Regions from separate parts of the Homo sapiens genome. Here region 1 is linked to region 2. Evidence: chromatin contacts called from ENCODE Hi-C or POLR2A ChIA-PET data. All regions are on one chromosome and are shown on one strand. The core of a region is the stretch at or near the end of the contact, and the rest is flanking DNA. Distances in the headings are between cores, read along the strand shown. Region 1 overlaps MYCBP2 (MYC binding protein 2). Region 2 overlaps MYCBP2 (MYC binding protein 2).

Region 1 (6,346 bases), core at 3,666-6,165, 120 kb after region 2:
AGAGCTACCAACAGTCAAAAGAGGCTCAGAACAATATGGACACACCAAGTTTCCCTAATTCCTGTCAAGAAAGGCATATGATGAACCCAAATCCAAGTCCCAGTTTACAAGCTAATTTTACTCAAGTTTCTAGTACCTGTAGTCAGATTGAAAAAAGAGAACAGAAATGGATATGTTCCCCAAAGGACTGATCAAAGATAATAAGAATAAATAGCAAATAATTTTCAACATCCAGATATTAACTTCCAGGCTACTGGTCAAGAAAATCCCAGAAATAGGCTGGGCACAGTGGCTCATGTCTGCAATGTCAGTACTTTGGGAGGCCGAGGTGAGAGGATTGCTTGAGCCCACGAGTTCGAGACAAGCCTGGCCAATACCGTGAGACCCTGTCTCTACAAAAAATTTAACAATTAGCTGGTTGTGGTGGCATTTACTTGTAGTCCCAGCTACTCAGGAGGCTGAGGTGGAAGGATCACTTGAGCCCAGGAAACTACTGGACTCCAGCCTGGGTGACAAAACAAGACCCTGTTTCAAAAAAGAAAAAAAAAAGGCAAGAAAGAAAAGAAACACCCAAAAGAAAGATGAAACTAAAAGAGGAACCAAATCATAAAGGGCTTTTACAAAATTACTTCAGCACATACTAATAAAATGGTTTAATTATATTTTTTAATCTTGGCATTTTTATTCAAATCACCATATGAAAAAGTCCTATTCCTTATCAATTACCAGCAGCTTTACCTTGCTTCTTGTCTTCACTTTTGATTTGCTCTTCTGTTTTCTTTTCAATTTCTTCTTATTTAAAATTTTCTTATTCCTAAATATTAAAAGAAAAATGGGAAAAAAATATGAATGTTCATATTAGGACATACAAAGCTATCAAAAATGGGTATTTCCAAAGTAGACATTTGGATCTTTTTCTTGCAAAATTTCTTTATGTGAAACAATATACTTTACATACACATATAAGATACTAACATATAAAGTAGCTATTGAGAAGATAACATGGGGCAGCTAAGCAATATACAATATATATTAAATGATAATACAAATTTGAATTCTGCAAAAACATAAACTTAAAACATTAAAAAGGCATCAAATGAAGTGTTTTATACTTTATCCATAGTGGGATGTTTACAAATGTCAGTGATGTTTCCAAGAAAAAAAATCTGCTCTTTTTGGTAGTGAGGGCTACGGTGCAAAGGGACTTAAGAGCCACTTTTTACTAAACTACTATAGGAAAATCCCCAGCTCATATACTTTATGTCTCCAGCAGCCAGTCTGGATACTTCATTATCACATAGTCCTAAGACCAAATTATTCTTTAAGCAAAAGGAAGCCCCTGAATAACTTTTGAGAAACAGAAAAAAATATGTGATAAAGAATAAGAATTATGGTGCAAGAAACAAGAAGCAAGGAAAACATTTTATTTTCATTTCACTTAATATGTTTTATGTTCACCATGCTGAGATGCAAAGTAGTAAAGACACAAAATGAAAAAGACAGTTCTTGTCCCCAAGGAGCTCAGAGACTTGAATGGAAAGCACAGTTTAGTGATCTAACAAGAGGATACTACTGCTGTAATAAAGAAAAAAGGATGAAGTCGGGGGGAAGAGGGAATGCAGGGAGAACGAAGGGGAGGAGGTTGTTCCAGATGCTGAAGGGGTCAAGTCCTTAAGATTTGGTAACTAATTTAGTAACAGCAGTGACAAAAGAGAAAAATTTTAAGCCTAGGTCACTTGGAGGTAGACAATGTCACTCTTAAAAATAGAGAAGTTAGAAGGAAGAGTTAGCCTGCTGGAAAAAAAGTAATGGGTTTGATTTTGAAGATGTGTAACTTCAAAATACCAAAATGTCAACAAATAGACAAGAGTAACAAGCAGATGAAAATGTTATCCTTGACATTGCCTTCAGTTTCACTCTTGAAATCAAAATAATCACAAAATCTGGTCAATTATATCTCATAAACAGTTATTGAATCTGTCCACACCATCTTTACTGCTGCAATGCTAATAAGCTAGGTTACCACCACCTCTTACCTGGACCACTGCAAAAGCTTAACTCATTTCTGCACATCCATACCCTTCAATCCATTCTTCACATAGGAACCTAACTCAACTTTTAAAGACACAAACCTGAGTGGATAATTCCCCAGCTTAAAAATCAGTATCTTCTCAATTCTCTTAAGATAAAGTCCAAAAGCACCGACATCGTTTAAAAGATCCTCTTCCAATAACTGACCTCCATCAATCTCTCCTGCCTCATTTTGCATTCTTTTCCACCTGATTCATCATACTCCAGCAAGAAGGATATTCTTTCAGTTGTCTGAACCTGTTAAGCTTCATCACAACTTTCACAAAGGTTTTCCCTCTTCCTGAAATTCTCTACCACGTCTTCTCCTGCTAACCACTACTTATCTTCGAGGTCTCAGCATAAGTGTCACTTAAGTCTAACTCCCCACACTGGATGAGTTTCCCTAATATACACTCTCATTCATCGTATATTTATGTTTCATTGTACAGCCAATAACTGTAATTATGTATGGAACTGTTTAATGTATTGCTTCCTCGCCAAGCTAAAAGCTCCAATAGTGCAGGGGCCCTGTCTTTCTTGTTCACTACTCTAGCCTCTGTCCAGAAAAGTTCCTGGGATATAGTACTCAACGAGTATTTTAAGAGAAAGAGAAAGTATAAGAGAAAGAGTGAGGAAGGGGAGAAATGAGGAAGTTGAGAGCTACAGCTACATGCCTTACTCAGAGATTAAAATAAGGTATCTACATCTATGGTATCGACATGAGTGCATTTAAAGCATCTCTAGCCAGAAAGGCCCACTAAGGAGTTATCCTTGGGATTATTTTGCACAGACTTTAGTACAAAGGAGGTCATGGAAACTATGTATGTGGATGAGATTTCCACAAGATAGTATGCCATAAAAGTAAAGAGAAAGAGAAAGATTAACAGTGCCAAATGCTAAACATAAATACATATACCTGCTTATAGAATCTACTCAACTACTAGCATTGTGAGGGCATGATGAATGTCTATTTCAACTGTGTACTTTCAGCACCTGCATCAATGTGAAGCATCAGGGATGGTCAATAAATATCAGATGAACAAATAAATAAATAAAACACAATACGTATTCTTCATACTATTTAGGAAACCAACTTTCCTTTATATTAAAGATTACCTGAGTGAAATCAGGTATTTGAGCAACAGGAATACATAACTACTAAGAGGTTAGCCCCTTCTATATAACTTATAAAAGCATCAAAATTTATTCCAAACCAATTTTCAGAGAAGTAGAATATATAAATCCAAATTCAGATAGATTTCCTAAAGACAAGTTATAACTGACTCAAATTTTCCCAATTAGAGACCAATGTTTGTGTCTGTTTTATCTAATGGAACTTCTTTAAAGTTCAAATGACTTTACGTACATTTCTAAAATACTTCTTTCTATGCATGATGGCATTTAATTGGTTGTAACAATTCTTATGAATCTGAACCCATCAATTCTTAAGTACAGGCCATCCAAGAACTAGCTATTCCCAAATTAATTATAAATTACTTTTACTGTGTTTTTTGTTGTTGTTGTTGATTTGGTTTGCAGAGGAAGAGGTAGAAGTTTTCTAAAAGAGCCAGTAATAAGTTGAAAATTATATAAACAAAATTTGTATTCAACATTGGAAAATTTAAAAATGCCATTTGCTAGTAATATAACACACCATTATATCTCTATATTTGAGAACTAAGCTTAAACCTTTCACAATATCTGAGGATGGGAATATAAAAGAGAAACTCTAAAAACCAGTCTTACACATTAACAATTTAACTTGGAATTTCTGATGATTTAGGGCTTTATATTCTAAATCAATCGAAGCTTAATGAAGAATGTCTGGAATTGGTCCTGTAAGACTTTCAGTCTTCTCACAAAAATAACTTCATATCCATCAGATTTGAAAGAATTGTGGTTGACAATAAAAGGAAAAGGCTATTAACATGCCTTAAATATTTATCTTAAAATATTTACTTTAAAAATTCCAAAAATATTTTCTTAAGAGCTACACTGCTTAAGAAAAATCAAATACTTCTGCAATATAAGAACAAATCAATTTTGCAAATTATTCAGTGATATAGATCAATAGTTTCTCTATCAGCTTATTACTGAGTATACTTTATACCAAAAATGTAGTCATAATTTTAAAACCTCTTTCACTCAAATCTGCTTCATTTGCAAAATAAAGAGATGAAGGAGACTGAGGTTCCTTGTAAATCCTCTAAAATGCTAAGATTTTAATAAATCCAAATTTACAGAACTTCTGGAATAAAATGGTTTCAATCTTTTGCTTAATTTCTCTTAGTAATAAGAAATAAAAAATTCCTGAGCCTGTGATGTAAAGCAGGAATAGGGAAATTTTTTCTGCAAAGGGCCACACAGCAAATATTTTACACTTTGTGAGTCACAAGATCTCTGTTGCAACTACTCAATGGTTACAGCACGAAAGCAGCCATCGGCAGCACATAAAGAGAGGAGTGTGCATATATTACAATAAAACTTCCAAATTTCACATAATGCTCACAAAACATTCTCTTCCTTTTTTATTTTCTTTTCAACCTTTTAAAAATGTAAAAACCACTTTTAGTTCACAGGCTACATAAAAACAAGAATTGGGCCTCATTGGTCTGTGGGTCTTTGTTTGCTCGCCCCAGATCTGGGGCATATTTTGATAAACAGGCCCATATCAGAAAGGAAAAAAATGCTTTATAGCTATGAGTATGCAACACAGATAAAACTATTCAAAACATCACTATGCTTATAAAAATAAGCACTCCTAAAATTATCTGCCTTTTCTTTTTATAAAGATAAACTTCTGACTTCCACTTCCCTAAAGTAAGTGATTAGATAGGAGGCAGGCCAATGCGCCTGCTTCAAAGACCAGACTAACCAACGTAAGAAAGCTGTGGAAGCAATGAGGACTAAAAGAACAAAAAATCCAGAGGTGGAAGAGCACTTCCAAGGCAGCTGAGACCACTGGCTTGTTCTTCCATGGGGGTAACTGCAGAGCTTGGGCATGAGTAAGGACTGAGCTTGGCTTAAGCAGAGGAACTCTAATAAAGGAAACAAGAGACTAGTAGTGCTTTAGATGCCCATGTGGGCTGAAATGACAGACTGGAATCTAGAAAAGCTCTAGATACATAGACAGCTTTCCCAGTGGTATATCTCCTCAGAAATGTAACTGGAACACTGAAGGATGATAGAGAGGCTGGGTCAAGGCTGGGCGCGGTGGCTCACACCTGTAATACCAGCACTTTGGGAAGCTGAGGCGGGCAGATTACTTGAGGTCAGGAGTTCGAGACCAGCTTGGCCAACATGGTGAAACCCCGTCTCTACTAAAAATGCAAAAAATTAGCTGGGTATGGTGGTGCACGCCTGCAATCCCAGCAACTAGGGAGGCGGAGGCAGGAGAATCGCTTGAACCTGGAAGGCAGAGGTTGTGACGAGCCAAGAGCCAAGATCGCGCCACTGCACTCCAGCCTGGGCTACAGAGCAAGACTCCATCTCAAAAAAAAAAAAAAAAAAAAAAAAAAAGAGGCTGGGTCAAAAGGGAAGAGAAAACTTCCGTAAGAAGACAGAATCCTAGTAGAGGGAGGGAGCGGTCTATGTAATCCCTCACTGGATTGAGATAATCAAACTCCTCATTCTATCTGTCTGACACAGCAAAGAGCACACCTCTCTAGGAGAAAACACATGATCTGAAAGAAAATCATGTTCATTCATACACAGTGTTAGTCTAGTTCGGGGACACTAAGTAAACACATTAAGGGACATCAAAAGAAGCAAAATATGTGGCAGACACATAATCAAGAGAAAACCAGAAAATTAGTCAGACTCACAGAAAACCCAGATATTAACGTTAGGAGGCAAGTACCTGAGATGCAGAGATTAACAATATGTGTAAAATAATGCAATTGGCAATTTTCAACATAATTTATAAAAAAAGAACCAAGTGGACATTCTGAAACTGAAAAATAAACATCTGAAATTAAGAACTTCTCATATGATTTTAAAAGCAGAGTAAGTTACAGAAAAACAGGTTTCACAGACTTGCAAACAGGCCAAAAATAAATAAATAAATAAATAACAGAATTCAATCACGGAAACAAAAATGGGATGAACCAAACAGAGAACGAGACATGTGGGACAAAGTCAGATGGTCTCATATTCATATAATTGGAATCCCAGAAAGAGAGAAAAAAGAATGGAACAAAAGCAATATATGACAAGATAATTACTGACAATTTCCCAAAAGTGAAGAAAGAAATCAACTGAGAGATTCAAGAAACTC
Region 2 (6,217 bases), core at 1,213-3,712:
TACATCTATATATTTAAAAAATTGTTTAAGTTTCTATTCAATGAAGATGAAAAATTAAGTCTGGTCAAGAAAAATCAGGCTCCTGTCCTCTAGTAAATGAGCATTTTTATATTTTCATATCCTCACAATCACAGTACTCTCTAGCACTGTTTCAAAGGGAGATGCCAAAAAGGCCCCAATTAGAATGTATCTAAGGTATTTTCAATAAGGACTGAGACTATTTTTCTCAAATAATAAATGATGCAAATTATAAATCTGTGCTATTACAAGCACATTTCACTAAGGTCACAAAATTATATTATCACATTCCATAATTTACCAAGAAAAATTAGTAGCATACTTACAAAATTTCATAAAAAAGCATTAAAGCCAACACATGATATCCTAATTCACAAAATTGTGTACACATTACCTAGTCCTTCAAACATCTGTGTTACAAAGTTAAGCATAAAAGCAGAGTAACATTCCATATGTTAAACCAACATTTGCTAAATCTAGCCTGTTCTGTAGCAAAGAAGAAAAGAACCATATCAGACTGGGAAGGTTCAGAGTGAGAGAGTAATTAAGTTGTGCACTAGTCCAGGCAATAATCTTGCCCCTGGAAATTGAGTGGTAAAACATACTACTCTGCTACATGGATGCAAAGTTGCCTGGGATGCATTAGTGATGACAATGATTTTTTTCACGAAGGAGGGCGGGGAGGCCTAGGACTTCCAGTGCACTGCTGAATATAAGTGGTGAGTGTAGATACCACGTGTCTTGTTTCCAAACTTAGGGGCATATTCAGATTTCACCAGTAAGTGGGATGTTGTTAGTGAAGATTTTTTTGTAAATATCTTTTTATCAGATTTAGGAGTTTCCTTATATCCTACTTTCCTGAGAGGTTTTCATCATTGAGTAACTGCTAGTTTCATCAACCACTGTTCCTGTAGCTATATGGAGGAAATCATCAATTTGCCTTCTTTTTTCAGTTAACATGGTAAATTACATCGATTTTCAATTATTTAACTAAGTATTTCTAAGATAAATCCCACTTGGTTATGATATATTGTTTACATGTTCAATTTGGTTTGATAATATTTTTAAGAGCATCTATGTTTCTGAGTGATATTCATCTGTAATTTTTCCTTGTAGTATCTTAGTTAGGTTTTGGTATAGGATAAAGCTAAACTCATAAAATTAGTTGGGAAGTGTTGCCTCCTGTATTTTCCAAAAGACTTTGTAAAAGGTTGACATTATTTCTTTCTTAAATGTTTAACAGAATTCATAAATGACAATATTTGGACTTGAAATTTTCTTTGTGGGAAAGTTTTTGATAATTTTTAAATGGATATGAGGCAATTCAGATTTTTCTATTTCTTAATGTGTTAGTTTTGATAAAATTATATTTTTCAAGGAATTTGTCAACTTCCTCTAAGGCTGAAAAATTCACCAGTATAAAGTTGTTTATAGTGATAGTCCCTATTTCTTTTTTTTTTTTTTTTTTTTTTTTTTTTTGAGATGGAGTATCATTCTGTCACCAGGCTGGAGTGCAGTGGCACAATCTTGCCTCAATGCAACCTTCACCTCCCGCCTTCAAGCAATTCTCGTGCCTCAGCCTCCCGAGTAGCTGAGATTACAGCTGTGCACCACCATGCCTGGCTAATTTTTGTATTTTTGGTAGAGACTGAGTTTTGCCATGTTAGGCTGGTCTCGAACTCCTGACCTCAAGTGATCCACCCACCTCAGCCTCCCAAAGTGCTGGGATTACAGGCATGAGCCACCGTGCCCGGTGAACCCCTATTTCACTTTTGATTATGGTATTTCATGTTTTTTCTTTCTCTCTTCTCTCCCAGTCAGGTTTGCTAGGAGTTTACCAACTTTTTTTCTTCAAAAAACCAACTTTTAGCTGTGTTAATTTTCTCTACTTTCTATTTCATTGATTTCTGCTCTTATCTTTATTATTTCCTTCCTTCCTTCTAACTTTGGGTTAGATTTGCTTTTCCTTCTAGATTCTTAACATAGCAGCTTAGGTCACTGATTTTAAACCTTTCTTCTTCATATAAGCATTTAAGGGTATAAAGAGCTCTTTTAAGCAATGCTTTAGCTAAATCCCACAAATTCTGATATTATGTTTTTATCTTTCTATGTGAAACATTTTAAAATTTCCTTTATAACTTCTTCTTTGATCAACTGCTTACTTAGAAGTGCTGTCATTTTCCAAATGTTTGGTGCTTTTTCTGGATATCCTTTGCTATTGATTTTTACTGTAATTCTACTGTGGTCTGAAAATATATTCTTTCACATTTTAATCTTTTGAAATTTATTAAGACATTTTATGGTCTAGCATATGATCTACCTTAGTGAATGGTCCCAAATATTTCTTTTAAAAATCATGTGTACTTGAAAAGAATATGTATTTTGCAGTTTCATATCCTGTTTTGTAAATGTCAGATCAAGATGGTTGACAGTACTGTTCAAATCTGCATCGCTGATGTTTTTGGCCTAGTTCCTCTATTAATTACTGAAAGAGGAGTGTTAAAGTCCCCAGCTGTCAATGTGAATCTATTTCTCCCTGTAGTTCTGTCAGTGTTTTGCCTCAGGTGTTGTGAAACTCTGTGACTTGGTGCATAAAGGTTTACAAAGGTTGTGGCTTCCTCATGAATGAATGAACAATGCTAGTATGACTGTTCTCTCAGCTCTCTCTCCTTCCTGTTCTCACAGATGAGGGTGGCGGGGGCCTCCTGGTGCTATCCCTGCTCTCCCCTGGTCACTATGGTTCTTTTCCTCTCTCCCTCTCTCAGAATCACTCACTCCAATTCAAAAACCAATCAGCAACTGCACAATGTGCCTACCAATTTTGTAACTAAAAGATGATGAAGCAGATTTAAAAAATTTTAAACTTTGCTTATATAAGTCATGTACACCGAATGATTTCCTAATTTATCTTTTATACAAGTTAAGAAGATATGGCAACTGCAATTTATTTTCTTGAAGAGTATTAAGCAATATATCAGATTTTCAACTAACATTTTACAAACTTAAATTACCTGATCCAAACAATTCAGCAGATCACAAAGGCAAGCCCACTGTAAGGCAGGAGTTGGGTAGAAAGAATGAAAGCAGGCAGTGAAAGTATTATGACATTCCTGAAGGACAGCTTCTAGAAGACTCAAGGGTTGACTGAGATATCCTTGAGGATCATTATCCAATTTCACCATGCAGTGATCAACTCCTTCTGATAAAATTTTTCTTAACAAAGTTCTGGTTTTTCCAATACACTCTGCTAATTTGCTAGTTTCTTCTACAACTGCTTTTCCTGTAGCTTTGAGGGGGAAAAAGCAGATTGGTAATTAAGCAAAATATTAAATATGCATGAAAACAATCAATATAATTCAGTAATTCCCTATACAGCTAAGTATCACAAGTACTAATATCTTAGAAATGAAACAACTTAGAGATTAAGTGTAGTCCCAATTTTTAATCTAAATGGAAGGGGGAATAAAAACCTAGTTTCAGCATTTAAGTCCAAATTGCTTGTTCAAAATATTTCTATTTGACAGAATTTGTTTAAAATTAAACTTTATTAGATTATTTAACTTTGGCCCACTATTACTTTTTGTATCAGAATGACATGTAATCTATTTTACTCTTTATAAGCAAATACATAAGCATCATAGCAAGCTGACTTTCTCCCCTCATTTTAGAAGCAGCTTAAATGCAGCTGGGGGGCATAAACTCTCAGTTATCTCAAAGTAAATCTTCTCAATGTCTCTAATATTTTCTCCCTATAGTCATTTAAAAAAAATGCATCATACCTGACACTGGGTAAATTTCACAGGTATAGACACGCAATAACCTCAGACAACAGGTACCCACAAAGCGCAGTCTCTCTAAATCTAGGAGTGTAGCTGTGAACTGGAATCCTTTTAATCCTCTAAGTTCTTCAACTCCTAAGACTAAGGTGGTCCAGCTCCAGTGAAGAATACTCAACAATGACTCAAAACATTCCTAATCCAGAATATGAAAAAACAGACAACAATTAATTCAAATGATACCATAAACGGAATCAAATGGAAAGGCAATGGTAGACAACTTCAAAACTTTCTTTTGAATTTTTTTACTGAGTTTTTTAATTGAATTTTTTTTACTGAGCCCAAGACACTTTTATAGTTCATTTATTAAATTACCCTCAACAGTAACTTTGAAGTTTGTTACAAAAAAGGTAAAGTAGTTAAGCATTTCTAAAAACAACATTCTTCAATATTTACCTATTTAAAAATAAATTTTTCAGTGTTCCTGCTACCCAGCTATCTAGCTTATCATATAAACAAGGGAAAAATGAGAAGCACTTATAAAACAATGCATGTTTACTTGAAAGAAAAATAAAGCTTTTTACAGTCACTGTAGTAAAAAATAAAATAGAGTTTTAGTGTTAGATATCAGTAACAGTATCAAATAACTTATTTTATGTCTATATATTAAAATTTGCAATACAAACTACAGTCAATTTTTGATAAATACATTAATAGAAGATAAAAATTGACTAGAAAATACTAAAAAATTCCTATTTTGATTATTTAAAATTCTAGCATATGAGTTTAAGATGGTAGATTTTCTTTGCAGTTCTAGTCTTCTGGTTTTATCATGGTTAAATGACAACAGATACCACCTGAATCTCAAAGCAGAGCACTTACTGCCCCATTCCCACCAAATCCCAGAGCTCCTGAAAACGAGTTTATAGATTCAATTTTTTTTTTTTTTTTTTTTTGAGATAGAGTCTTCCTCTATCACCCAGACTGGAATGCAATGGTGTGATCACGGGTCACTGCAACCTCAACCTCCTGGACTCAAGCTATCCTCTCACCACCCCCTCAGCCTCCCAAGCAGCTGGGACTACAAGTGCGCACCACCATACCCAGCTAATTTTTAAGTTTTTTTAGATGGGGGTTTCACTATATTGCCCTGGCTGGTCTTGAACTCCTGAGCTCAAGCAATCCTCCTGCCTCGGCCTCCAAAAGTGCTGGGATTATAGGCGTGAGCCAATGTGCTAAGCCCTATAGTTTACCTTTTAAAGAAATGACTGAATAAGTTTTGTATATAAAGTCTACAATTACCTAATGGCCACAAAACCACTTAAACATAAATACAAAGGGGTTACCAAGCACAGAAAAGTGAGATCACTAAAGAAAGCATAACAGAGTCAAAGATCCTTATTTGAATCAAAAGATACCAAACTCAACTTAAGACTAATAGGATGCAAAGTTACCAAGAAGCCAAAGTTCTCATAGTCTTTTATTCAAAGCACAAGCTCTACAAACTGCCATGGCTCTTTTGGAAGGTCAACTTTGAGAGGATATACCAAACTTTAAATGGGCATATTTCCAGTAGAAGTATGCACATAAGTACACAAGTATTTAAAGATGTATGTGTATAGATGCTCATGAAGCAAGATGAAATAACAAAAAATGAGAATCAAAGTGGTTCTTTGATAGATATCAGATTGAATAAATTAGAATAATGGTACGCAAACGGAGAAGACTGACAGAGCCAAATGTACTGCCAGGGAAGGATGTCCATGATATATAATACGAAATTTTCTAAAAAAGATGAAAACTGTAAGTATCGTAAGAAACAAGCAAGCATGTTGTAGAGCATCCTGTATTTGATACGTACTAATAAGTTTTTTTGCATATAAAAATGGTCTGGGAAGGCCGGGTGCGGTGGCTCACACCTGTAATCCCAGCACTTTGGGAGGCCGAGGCGGGTGGGTCATGAGGTCAGGGGTTCGAGACCAGCCTGTTCGAGGTCAGGGGTTCGAGACCACCACCAACATGGTGAAACCCCCTCTCTACTAAAAATACAAAAATTAGCTGGGCGTGGTGGCAGGCGCCTGTAATCCCAGCTACTCAGGAGGCTGAGGCAGGAGAATTGCTTGAACTCAGGACGCGGAGGTTGCAGTGAGCCAAGATCGTGCCACTGCACTCCAGCCTGGGCGACAGAGCGAGACTCTGCCTCACCAAAAAAAAAAAAAAAAAAAGGTCTGGGAAGATACACACCAAAATGTAAATAGTAGGTATATATGGTGATCATGAGAATGGGAGAAAAATCTTTCATATACTTTTAGGATACTTTTATCTCATTCCTACCAGGAATATATATTCACTTGGTGGGTTGAAAAATAAATTTAAAAGGGAAAGAAACATTCTTCCTATGCATTTTACTAATATGAAAGACT

Evidence for each region. A loop is a pair of places that touch in the nucleus more often than their neighbours do. ChIA-PET counts read pairs that join two places held with the same protein, here RNA polymerase II (POLR2A). Pooled maps may share reads with other maps.
Region 1: a loop to region 2 is called in a pooled map, with 2.3 times the contacts of the local background. The contact joins two enhancer-like sites. A Hi-C loop is called at or near these places in 2 of 37 single-sample maps with no recorded cell type and 10 of 50 pooled maps. POLR2A ChIA-PET finds 5 or more read pairs at or near these places in 2 of 52 experiments (MCF 10A and RWPE1).

The regions. Positions count from the first base shown.
Region 1 is chr13:77,295,861-77,302,206 of GRCh38, forward strand. It overlaps MYCBP2 (MYC binding protein 2), which reads right to left. Exons shown (of 83, transcript NM_015057.5): 2 at 739-814. LOC124903184 (a long non-coding RNA gene) reads left to right here. Exons shown (of 3, transcript XR_007063827.1): 3 at 3-82. Among named protein-coding and RNA genes, the nearest start is that of MYCBP2, 28 kb to the right of the region's middle. Within about 2 kb of position 4,916, at least 5 of the 41 ENCODE cell types and tissues checked have a DNase peak (open chromatin) inside an H3K27ac peak, as active enhancers do.
Region 2 is chr13:77,182,074-77,188,290 of GRCh38, forward strand. MYCBP2 (MYC binding protein 2) reads right to left here. Exons shown (of 83, transcript NM_015057.5): 31 at 3,798-3,990; 32 at 3,030-3,304. Among named protein-coding and RNA genes, the nearest start is that of MYCBP2-AS2, 100 kb to the left of the region's middle. RefSeq lists an enhancer at 2,713-2,762. Within about 2 kb of position 2,463, at least 4 of the 41 ENCODE cell types and tissues checked have a DNase peak (open chromatin) inside an H3K27ac peak, as active enhancers do.